Regions from separate parts of the Homo sapiens genome. Here region 1 is linked to region 2. A link is an interaction called in ENCODE POLR2A ChIA-PET data of the cell type or tissue named here. Cell type or tissue: PC-3. All regions are shown on one strand. Links, peaks and the distances in the headings refer to the core of each region. The heading gives the core; the rest is flanking DNA. Region 1 has its middle 6.8 kb from the start of RNVU1-8. Region 2 has its middle 48 kb from the start of TRH-GTG1-2.

Region 1 (5,382 bases), core at 61-5,060, 66 kb before region 2:
GGAGGCTGGGCGTGGTGGCTCATGCCTGTAATCCCAGAATTTAGGGAGGCCGAAGGGGTTGGATCACCTGAGGTAAGGAGTTTGAGACTAGCCTGGCCAACATGGTGAAACCTGTCTCTACTAAAAATACAAGAATTTGCTGGGCCTGGTGGCCCAAGCCTGTATTCCCAACTACTCAGGAGCCTGAGGCAGGAGAATCACTTGAACCTGGGAGGCAGAGGTTGCAGTGAGCCGAGATCACACCACTGCAACCCAGTCTGGTGACAGAGTGAGGCTCCATCTTAAAAAAAAAAAAAGTTGTGAGAGGAAAAGAAATCTCAACACTCCAAACTCACTATGCTAAAAGAAAAAGTGAAGCTGGGAACTGGGTCATGCAAACCTGCCTCCCATTTTATTCCTAAATAGAATAGGTAAAATAAAAATAATAAAAATAATAAGTGGAATAGAATAGAATACAAATATAAAGCTACATAACTTTCTCACAATTTGATCACAGCGACATTCCTTGTGGGCCCCAAGATCTTTACCCTAAAACAGTCCTGTTAAATTTCAACCTGACAATGTAAATTGATAGCTTCTCTTCATAGGTACAGGACAAAGGAAAACACTCAGTCATCCCCTTGCTCACCTGGACAAACACATATGTAATTGCTTTCTCTGTCCTATGTTTACATTATCCTATGTAAAAATGCAGATTCACTGAGCGAGACAAATACTAAGTGATTGAGTATTTACACCCACCCCCCACATGTAAACAGCTGATCAAAGACTCAAAAGAATTGCAACCAGATGCAACAACTTGCCTCGTATCTACCCACACCCTTTAAAAAATGTCTTCCTCTTTCCCCACTACCTGCCATTTTCCCACTAAATATTGAGGTCCCCAGACCCTCTTTGGGTAAAAAGTGGGCCACGGTTTTTCCTGTGGATCTCTGTTCTTTTCTGGGCATATCCTTAATCTTGGTAAATAACCCTCCTAAAATAATGGAGACTTTTTTATTTTTTTAAATTTACATTGATTTTTATTTTTTTTATTTACAAAGTTTTAATCCATTTCAAGTTAATTAAGTATTTCAGATGCACATTCCCATTTACAGTGGGACCACCACTAATAGTGAGGGTGATAATGTGGTATGTCCAAATAATATGTTTCTTAGTCTATTTCTATACTCAGGGTGTTAGCAGTTGGCTGCTGGTCTAGCTGTAACCAAAAAATAGGAGATCCAACAAATCATAAAAGTGTAGGGTCCCTGGCTTGAGCTTAGATAATGCCAGCCCACCCTTTGGATTCTGCCCGAGCTCAGAATCTCTCTTGTTGTTGCAGGAGGCTAGGTAGTTTCCCTGTCCTTCCCTTGTGGGGAGTATGTCTAAATTTCAGATCCAGACACCTTATCTCAGCCACAGCAAAACAAACACACACATAAACACAACTCCACTGTTTTCATGTTTGTAAAAATGTTTACAAACCTGTGCAACGCCTCCAATCTGCTCTGGACTCCCAAGATGTGTGTTTACTGAGTTATTGAGATGCCCATCCTCCTTTCTATCCACCCTAGGAGGAGACCCTGTAGGAGCTCAACCTAGATCACCTGAGATCCCTATTAGCCCATCTGTATAATCCTTCCCTGCTTTTGCTGCTGTGTTTTTCTTCCAAAGATTCTTCTGAGAAGAACTATCCTTGGGGAACTGGAGCCACTTTATACCCAGGTCCCAAAGAATGGGACATATCTGGGAGTAAGGGACCCACACATCCCATTCATCTCTCCCAAGGCACTTAGCCAATCACTAACAGGTGCAGGAGTATGAAATCTGTTTCCTGGGCTAGGGGATGATAACTCTTAAACTTCACTTACCACCAAGTTCCTTGCCAATATCTGGACAAAACTCCCCCAGGGGACTTTGCCTAAGATCACACATACACAGCAATCAACTCAAAATGGATCACAGACCTAAATGATAGACCTAAAATATATAATTTCAAGAGAAACCCATAGGAGAAAATCTTTGTGACTTTGAGTTAAGCAAAGAGTCCTAAGACACTACAGAAAAAACATAAGCCATAAGAGAAAAATATTAGTTGGATTTTATTACAATTTAAAAATTCTGTGCTTCAAAAGACACTATTTAGAGAAAAATATATAAGCCACAGACTAGGAGCAAATATTTGTAATTAAATATGTAATAAAAAACAATTCTATTCACAATACCTAAAGAAGTTTTTCAACTTAACATAAAGCAACACAATTGACCAGGTGCGGTGACTCATGCTTGCAATGCCAGCACTTTGGAAGGCCGAGGTGGGTGGATCATCTGAGCTCAGGAGTTGAAGACCAGTTTGGGCAACCTAGCAGCCAGGGGCAGTGGCTCACACCTGTATTCCCAGCACTTTGGGAGGCTGAGGTGGACAGATCACCTGAGGTCAGGAGTTCAAGACCTGACTTGATTACAGTGGTGCAATTTTGGCTCACTGCAACCTCTACCTACTGGGTTCAAGTGATTCTGCTGCCTCAGCCTCCCAAGTAGCTGGGACTACAGGCACGTGCCACCATGCCTGGCTAATTTTTATATTTTTAGTAGAGACAAGGTTTTGCCATATTGGCCAGGCTGGTCTCAAACTCCTGACCTCAGGTGATCTGCCGGCCTTGGCCTCCCAAAGTGCTGGCATTACAGGAGTGAGCCACCGTTCCCAGCTGATTGGTGAGATTTTGATGCACCTATCTCCTGAGCAGTATATTCTAAATCCAAATTTTAGTCTTTTATCCCTCCCCCCTTTCCACCCTTTCCCCCTGAGTCCCCAAAGTCCATTGTGTCATCCTTATGCTTTTGCCTCCTCATAGGTTAGCTCCCACTTATGAGTCAGAACATACGATGTTTTGTTTTTCATTCCTGAGTTACTTCACTTAGAATAATAGTCTCCAATCCCCTCCAGGTTGCTGTGAATGCCATTAATTCATTCCTTCTTATGGCTGAGTAGTATTCCATCATATATCTATCTATCTATCTATCTATCTATCTATATTTTTTTTTTTCTTAAACCACAGTTTCTTTATCCACTTGTTGATTTATGGCATTTGGGTTGGTTCCCCATTTTTGCAATTGTGAATTGTGCTGCTATAAACACGTGTGAGCAAATATCTTTTTCATAGAATGACTTCTTTTCCTCTGGGTAGACACCCTGTAGTAGGATTGCTGGATCAAATGGTAGTTCTGGCTGCGTGCGGTGGCTCACGCCTGTAATCCCAGCACTTTGGGAGGCCGAGACGGCGGATCATGAGGTCAGGAGATGGAGACTATCCCGGCTAATATGGTGAAACCCCATCTCTACTAAAAATACAAAAAATTTGCCGGGCTTGGTGGTGGGCGCCTGTAGTCCCAGCTACTCGGGAGGCTGAGGCGGGAGAATGACGTGAACCCGGGAGGCGGAGCTTGCAGTGAGCGGAGATCGCGCCACTGCACTCCATCTTGAACAACAGAGCGAAACTCCGTCTCCAAAAAAAAAAAAAAAAAAAGGTAGTTCTACTATTAGCTCTTCAGGGAATCTCCACACTGTTTTCCATAGTGGTTGCACTAGTTTACATTCCCACCAGCAGTGTGGAAGTGTTCCCTTTTCACTGCATCCACGCCAACATCTATTGTTTTTTGATTTTTTGATTATGGCCACTCTTGCAGAAGTAAGGTGGTATTGCATTGTAGTGTTGATTTGCATGGAAACGCAAATTAAAACAACAATAAGATACCACTTTACACCCACTAATGTGGCTATGTTAAAAAAAATACAGAGAACATCAACTGTTACTGAGAAGGTGGAGAAAATGGAACCCTCATATATTGCTGGGAAGAATGTAAAAGGATACAACCACTTTGGAATCCAGTTTGACAGTGTTTTAAAAAGTTAAACAGAAGCTTGCCATACTACTCAGCTATTCCACACCTAGAAATCTATCCAAGATAAATGAAAATACAGGTGCACAGAAAACTTCTTTGGAAATGTTCTTGGCAGTATTATTCATAATAGCAAAAACTAGCTCCTACTGAAATGTCCACCAGTGGTAGATGGATAAATAAAATGTGGCATTATCTGTACAATGTAATTCTATTTAGCAATAAGAAGGAAAAAATCTGACACCTGCTACAGTATGGATGAATCTTAAAGCATTATGCTAAGTGAAACAAGTTAGTCACAAAAGACTACATATTGTTTCATGCCATTTATATGAAAAAGATAAATTTGTAGACAGAAAACATAAATTGTTGGATGAGGTTAGAGGAGGGAGTAGGATTTGCTACAGTGGCAGTGGAAAAATTTGGGAAGGTAAAGGACATGTTCTAAAAGTGGATTATGGTACACGTTGAGAAACTCCATACAGTTGAATCACATATTTACAATGGTAAAATTTTTGTACTTAAATTTAGTTGAAAAGAAAAAGGTAAGGACAAGACAGCCCTAAATCAAAGGGTTGTGGTGTCCTCTGATCCTGTGATGAACATTGCATATTGAGATGCAACAATCTGGAATGAGAGCAAATGGTTACTTAGAAGGTGACTTCTGATGTCACATGCTTGAGGAAGGGATTCAGTGCCTGTGCCTTCAGCCTCTGACCCTGGCAGTTCCCCTGGAATCTAGAGCGTCGATGCGGTGAGTGAAGGTACCCTTTGCATTCCAGGGAGTGCAAGGTGAGCAGTGGCACCATGTAAAGATCTGGGAAAACGAGTTTGCTGGGAGAAGTTTCATGAACACCCTGGGTGATGAAAGGAGGAAATCATGAGGAGGAAGTGAGGGCTGCAGGATGAAGTGGCTGCTTGAAACATAAAAGCTGATCAAAAGTCTTTATAGGTTATGAGTAGGTTCTGTTCCTAAGTGAGCTCAAACCAGCAACCTTTCGGTTAACAGAAGGCGCCACAGAGAAGAACTACCGTGAATTTATATGCTAATATTATGGAATGACAACATACTCCCTACCCCCAAAACTATGTCATTGATTTTAATTTTTACCTTTGTAATTTACTTTCTTCCTAGTTGGAAATTAATTTGTTCTTTTGTAGTTTCTTAAAGTAAAGCTGAGGTCACTGATTTGAAAGCATTTTTTAAATTTTTTTGGCAATTTTATTTTGTTTTATTTTTTATTTTATTTCCAGAGGTTCTGGGGGAACAGGTGGTATTTGGTTACATGAGTAAGTTCTTTTGTGGTGACTTGTGAGATTTTGGGGCTTCCATCACTGGAGCCCTATACGCTGATTTTTTATTTTTCATTTTTAATATAGACCTTCAACGCTATAATCCCCCTTCCTCATTTTGATATATTGTGTTTTCACTTTCATTCTTTTCAGAAAAATTTCTAATTTTGCTGTTGATTTAGTCTTTGATCCATGGGTAATTTATAA
Region 2 (5,382 bases), core at 289-5,288:
TCCCCACTCCACCAGCCTCTAGTAACCACCATTCTACTCTCTGCTTCTATGAGTTCAACTTTATTAGATTCCACATATAGGTGAGATTATGTGGTAGGTGTCTCTCTGTGCCTGGCTTTTTTCACTAAGCATAATGACCTTCAGATTCATTCATGTTGTCACAAATGACAGGACCTATCCCCCAACATTTTAAGGTTAAATAGTATTCCATTGTGTATTATCTGCAACATTTTATTTGCCCATTCATCTACTGATGGACCTAGGTTTGTCCTACATCTTGACTATTATGAATAATGCTGTAATGAACATGAGAGTGCAGATATACGTTTAACATATTCATTTCAGTTCCCTTGGATATATACCCAGAAATGGGATTACTGGATCATAGGGTAGATTCTATTTTCAGTTTTTTGAGGAAACTCCATACTGTTTTCCACACCAGCTGTACTAATTTACATACCTATTCACAATGTGTTTTCCGTTTTCTCTGCATTATCTCTAACACATCATTCACCTTTTTGATAAATGCCACTCTAACAGGTGTGAGATGATATTCATTATGGTCTTAATTTGCATTTCCCTAATGATTAGTGATGCTGAGCATTTGAGAAAAGCTAATTTTTAATGCCTTAATGTTGAGAACTGACTTAACATTGTGACAGATATGAAGCAATAGGGTAAAAACAAAACAATGTCATTCAAACAGGATATCAGATTTGCACAGAGGCCCAAAATGAACAATAACAAAGTCTAAAAGTTAACAAATTCCCATTTGAGGAAAAGCCATAAGTTCTGCTTTAATTAAAACTTTGATGAGTAACTTCAAGGGTGTCTTCGAGAAATAGGTGCTGGGCAATTGTTCCTGCCTCTGTTTTTTCCACATGCTGAGATTTGTAGAGAGAGTTTGTCTGGCAGCATCAGCACAAGGATAATTACCAAAAAGTGAGGTTGGCTGCTTGGCAGGGTGGCTTCACCTCCACCTTCCAGTAGCTGCGGCGTTGGCTGCTTGGCAGGGTTTGTGTAGAGGCCCCTCCCCCTCCTCTCAGCTCCTGCTCATAAGTCCTTCAATCATAGAGTATCAATTTTAATCATCTCTGCTGCTTTAGTAATTTTACAGAAATCACAGATAGCTCATTCATTGGTTAGATTGGCCACTCTGTCTTTGATGGCTTTTTGTCAAAAGCTCCTTGGAGAACATGCTGATACTGTAGGGCTGATCCATTTATTCATTCGCTCCCAGGACTATCATCATCACTGCCTGTTTAAAGTACAGCTGTACGACTTCTAAATCATGCCCTGTTGTTTCCCTGCATGTTACATGCCACTTAAACTTCCCTGAATAATGTTAGCACTTTGAAAAGGGCCCAGGCATCTAGCCTCATGTCCTTGTTTCATAGCTGAGGAAACTCAGGCCTAGAAAGTTTCAAGTGACTTGCTCAAGGTTGCATAATATCTGTGGCTCCCAATTTCTAACATCTAAACCTTGCTTCTATACTACATACTTTGTCAAACAATTTTTAAAAAATTCTTGTGATTGTTCTAAGTGCTGATTCTTTTGCCCTGAATTATCATAATAACTTTTTCCTTAAGTTCTACTTAAAGCATATTATTTTACTTAAATTTTTGCATATGTAAATGTAATTGAGTTGTCATGGGTAAGAACAGTACATCTCTTTTGATTCTATTGTTGAACCTACAATCAAACCCTCTGTAGATATCCCTGTGGATTATTTTCCTTTGTCCTCAGAGTTACTAACCTGAAACTCTGATTTGTTCAACCCTCCACCCAACCTACAGAATCACTGATACTGTAGAAGGTAGAATCTAATGCATTGTTCTTCCTTTCAAGAAAGTTTTGTTGAATTTTTCTTTTATTTGTTTGTATTTAGAAACATCAGTTTTTTTAAAACATAAAGTTAGAACATAATATTAAATATCCTTTTCCATATACACATGTGCCCTCTTTATCCCCCATTCACATCCCAGTTTCGGTAAAATGCCTATCCCCTTTTTCTTTATTGAGAAACTATCTCATAGATTGTCTGTCTGTATGCTATGTCCTATTTTCCTCCCAGAAACACACCAGACAAGCTCTGCTCTAGGTTCCAAGACTCCTGGATTCTGAGAAATCCGATCTATGTGCATAGGCCACTACTGATCCTTCAAGTTGTGAATTACCCATTTCCTGTACATCCTCTAGCTCAGGGGTTCTCAGTTTAGCATGCTTAAGAATCACCCGTGGGCCGGGCGTGGTGGCTCATGCCTGTAATCCCAACGCTTCGGGACGCCAAGGCGGGCGGATCACCTGAGGTCAGGAGTTCGAGACCAGCCTGGCCAACATGGTGAAAGCCCATCTCTACTAAAAATACAAAAATTAGCTGGGCATGGTGGTGCGTGCCTGTAGTCCCAGCTACTCGGGAGGCTGAGGCAGCAGAATTGCTTGAACCCAGGAGCTGGAGGTTGCAGTGAGCTGAGATCTTGCCACTGCACTCGAGCCTGGCAACAGAGTGAGACTCTGTCTCAAAAAAGAAAAAAAAAAGAATCACCTGTGGAACTTAAGTAAAATGTGGATTCATAGACCTTAGCTCTACAGCTTTTTTTTTTTTTTTTTTTTTTTTTTTTGAGATGGAGTCTGGCTCTGTCACCCAGGCTGGAGTGCAGTGGCGTGATCTCCGCTCACTGCAACTCTGCCTCCCGGGTTCACGCCATTCTCCTACCTCAGCCTCCCAAGTAGCTGGGACTACAGGTGCCCGCCACCACACCTGGCTAATTTATTTGTATTTTTAGTAGAGACGGGGTTTCACCGTGTTAGCCAGGATGGTCTCGATCTCCTGACCTCGTGATCTGCCCACCTCAGCCTCCCAAAGTGCTGGGATTACAGGCGTGAGCCACCGTGCCTGGCAGCACCACATGGGATTCTGCTGTTGGTATTTCTCAGGTCTGCAGCTAGTACAGCAGGCATTGAATGACTTCCCTGTTAGACCCTGAGCTAGCCATACCATATATGCAATTTCATTTAAGCATCTGCTAACTCCACTAGGTAAGTGTTATCATCCTTATTTTATATAAAAGGAAACTGAGGCTCAAAGAAGTTAAGTGAATAGACTTGTTACAGCCATGTTTGCTTCCACTCAACCCCAGTATGAGTTTGTTGTTGTGGAAAGAATTTATCTGGAATGTCTTGGTGAAAATTAGTCCTCAGTGGTGACGGCTAGGTGTGCATGTGCTTCACATGCAGGGTGTTCCAGGGCTCCTGAAAACTGTGGTTGCCTTTACTCCCTAGATTCTGCTGTGTCCCCTCCAGTCCGGGATGTTGGTATGAATTCCCAAGCTCTGGTCCTCCCCAGCTCTGCTTCCTCTACTTCTGGCTCAGAAACGGCCATAATCAACAGAACAAATGGTAAATATGGCAACTACAGGGCCCAGGGACTGATGATGGAAAGAGATTAATGCAAACAACCTTTGGTTGTCTCTAAACATATTATCTGTATTTAGAGAGTTTTCTCTGCATGCCCCAAGTCCTTTAGCCCTACTCCCTGCACCTTCTGTGGCTGCCTTTCTTGCCATTGTTCATCCTCCTGTAGTTTTCCTACTGCTGTTTTTGCTTCATTGCACCGTAATCTCTCCATTCTTGAAAATGCTCTCTGTATCCAGCTTGATTTAATTGTCTGTGTCTTCTCTACTCAGAAACTTATTATTTATTGTGATTTGTCCTATTTCATTATCCAATAATGAAAAAGTTGTCTCCTGGCAAATTTATCATTAAGAGATAATGTAAGAAAGATTATAAAAATATAGAAGCCAGAAGATCTCTATGGACTTTGCCCCACCCTTGTACATTCCAAGGCTTCCTTTCTTGTTCCCGGCCTCGTCCTTTTCTTGTTTCCTACCTCTTTTGAGTTGGAGTAAACTGATGATATCACTATGAATAACAGAAGATTCTGTTGTGTTGTCATTTTCTTTTTCAGGCTTGGGTTTGGATACTTCTCCAGTAATGAAGACCCCTCCCAAGCTAGAGGGTGATGCTACTGATGGCTCCTTTGCCAGTAAGCATGGCCGCCATGTCATTGGCCACATTGATGACTACAGTGCCCTAAGACAGCAGATTGCGGAGGGCAAGCTGCTGGTCAAAAAGATAGTGTCTCTTGTGAGATCAGCGTGCAGCTTCCCTGGCCTTGAAGCCCAAGGCACAGAGGTAATCACATCTGTAGCTTTAGGTGCACTCTTTCCTTGTGCCCTTTCTTCCTTTGATGTTATCTCCTTCTCCCACCATTTTTGTTTTTTTTCATGCTTTGCATCTCTCCAGAGCTGAGGCTTCCTCTTCCATGTATAGCAGCCAGGCCCTTTCTTCTCTATCTCCTATTTTCACTGTGAGTTCTGCTCTGTTCCATATGTAGCTGACTGGATATTTCCCCTCAAACCCACAGAAACATGTGGCATTGCCTAGCAGCCTTTGGTAGCTTATTATCTACCACAGTCATGCAGGCACATGAACCATCTGTGGGCAGAGTAGACTCAATGGGATGGACAGAAACTGAAGGATTTGCAGGTGTATGGCCCCCACGTGTGGAAGGGGTGAGAAGCCTGGCAGCCAAGGCATTTCCTTGTGCAGACTGCATAGAGGGAGGGAAGGCAGTCAGCAAAGCTTCTGAGAGCACCTTGCCAGTGAGAGAAACCAGGAACCTGTGGCTGTGCTGTCTGAGCTGCTGGAGACCCATAGGTGCGTAGGGACAGCCCTGCCTCCACGGAGCCCCCACACTAGAGGGCAAGACACACACTCAAGTAGATAAGCACAGTAAGGGACTACAGGCACAGTATGAGAAGTCATCCTCTGTGCCGTGAGAGCGCCAATGCAAATGTGGTCATTTATCTCAGGCAAGGAAGGTAACAGGTTCATAGAGGACATAGCAAGGGGGGTGAGTTTTGAAAGCCTTGTGGGTTCTGCAGGTGGAGGAAGGCATTCCTGGTAAAGGGAGCAACACCTTAGTTCTGAGAGCTGCAAATGGTTGTGCGACGGCTTCACAGGTTCAAGCAGGCCCATGTTCTGTGCCTCACTCACAAAGGAACTTGAGCCCATGCAAGGGGAAGAAAGTAATCTCTCCGCTCCTGTGGTGTTACCTTTCCCCAGGTGCTAGGCAGCAAAGGCATTCATGAGCTTCGGAGCAGCACCAGTGCCCTGCACCATGCCCTAGAGGAGTCGGCTTCCCTCCTCACCATGTTCTGGAGAGCGGCCCTGCCAAGCACCCACATCCCTGTGCTGCCTGGCAAAGTGGTAAGATACCAGTGTCCTTTCTTGGTTCAAACCCAGTTCTCCTGCCCTCCAATACTGTTCTGTCTCCTCAATGTCACAGCTTTTCCAGAAAATCAGGAGCCACATAGTGA

Evidence for each region. ChIA-PET counts read pairs that join two places held together with the same protein. Peaks named below come from ENCODE experiments on the same cell type or tissue, not always from the same donor. Only the 100,000 strongest peaks of a DNase experiment are listed, where the experiment ranks them.
Region 1: POLR2A ChIA-PET joins it to region 2 with 6 read pairs; 5 of 35 experiments call an interaction of 5 or more read pairs at or near these places.

Annotation. Positions count from the first base shown.
Region 1 is chr1:147,088,906-147,094,287 of GRCh38, reverse strand. No RefSeq gene overlaps it. Among named protein-coding and RNA genes, the nearest start is that of RNVU1-8, 6.8 kb to the right of the region's middle. In PC-3, for the core only: no CTCF peak of the experiment used is centred there; a DNase peak (open chromatin) is centred at 2,287.
Region 2 is chr1:147,022,826-147,028,207 of GRCh38, reverse strand. It overlaps the pseudogene LOC728989. Among named protein-coding and RNA genes, the nearest start is that of TRH-GTG1-2, 48 kb to the left of the region's middle. In PC-3, for the core only: no CTCF peak of the experiment used is centred there; no DNase peak of the experiment used is centred there.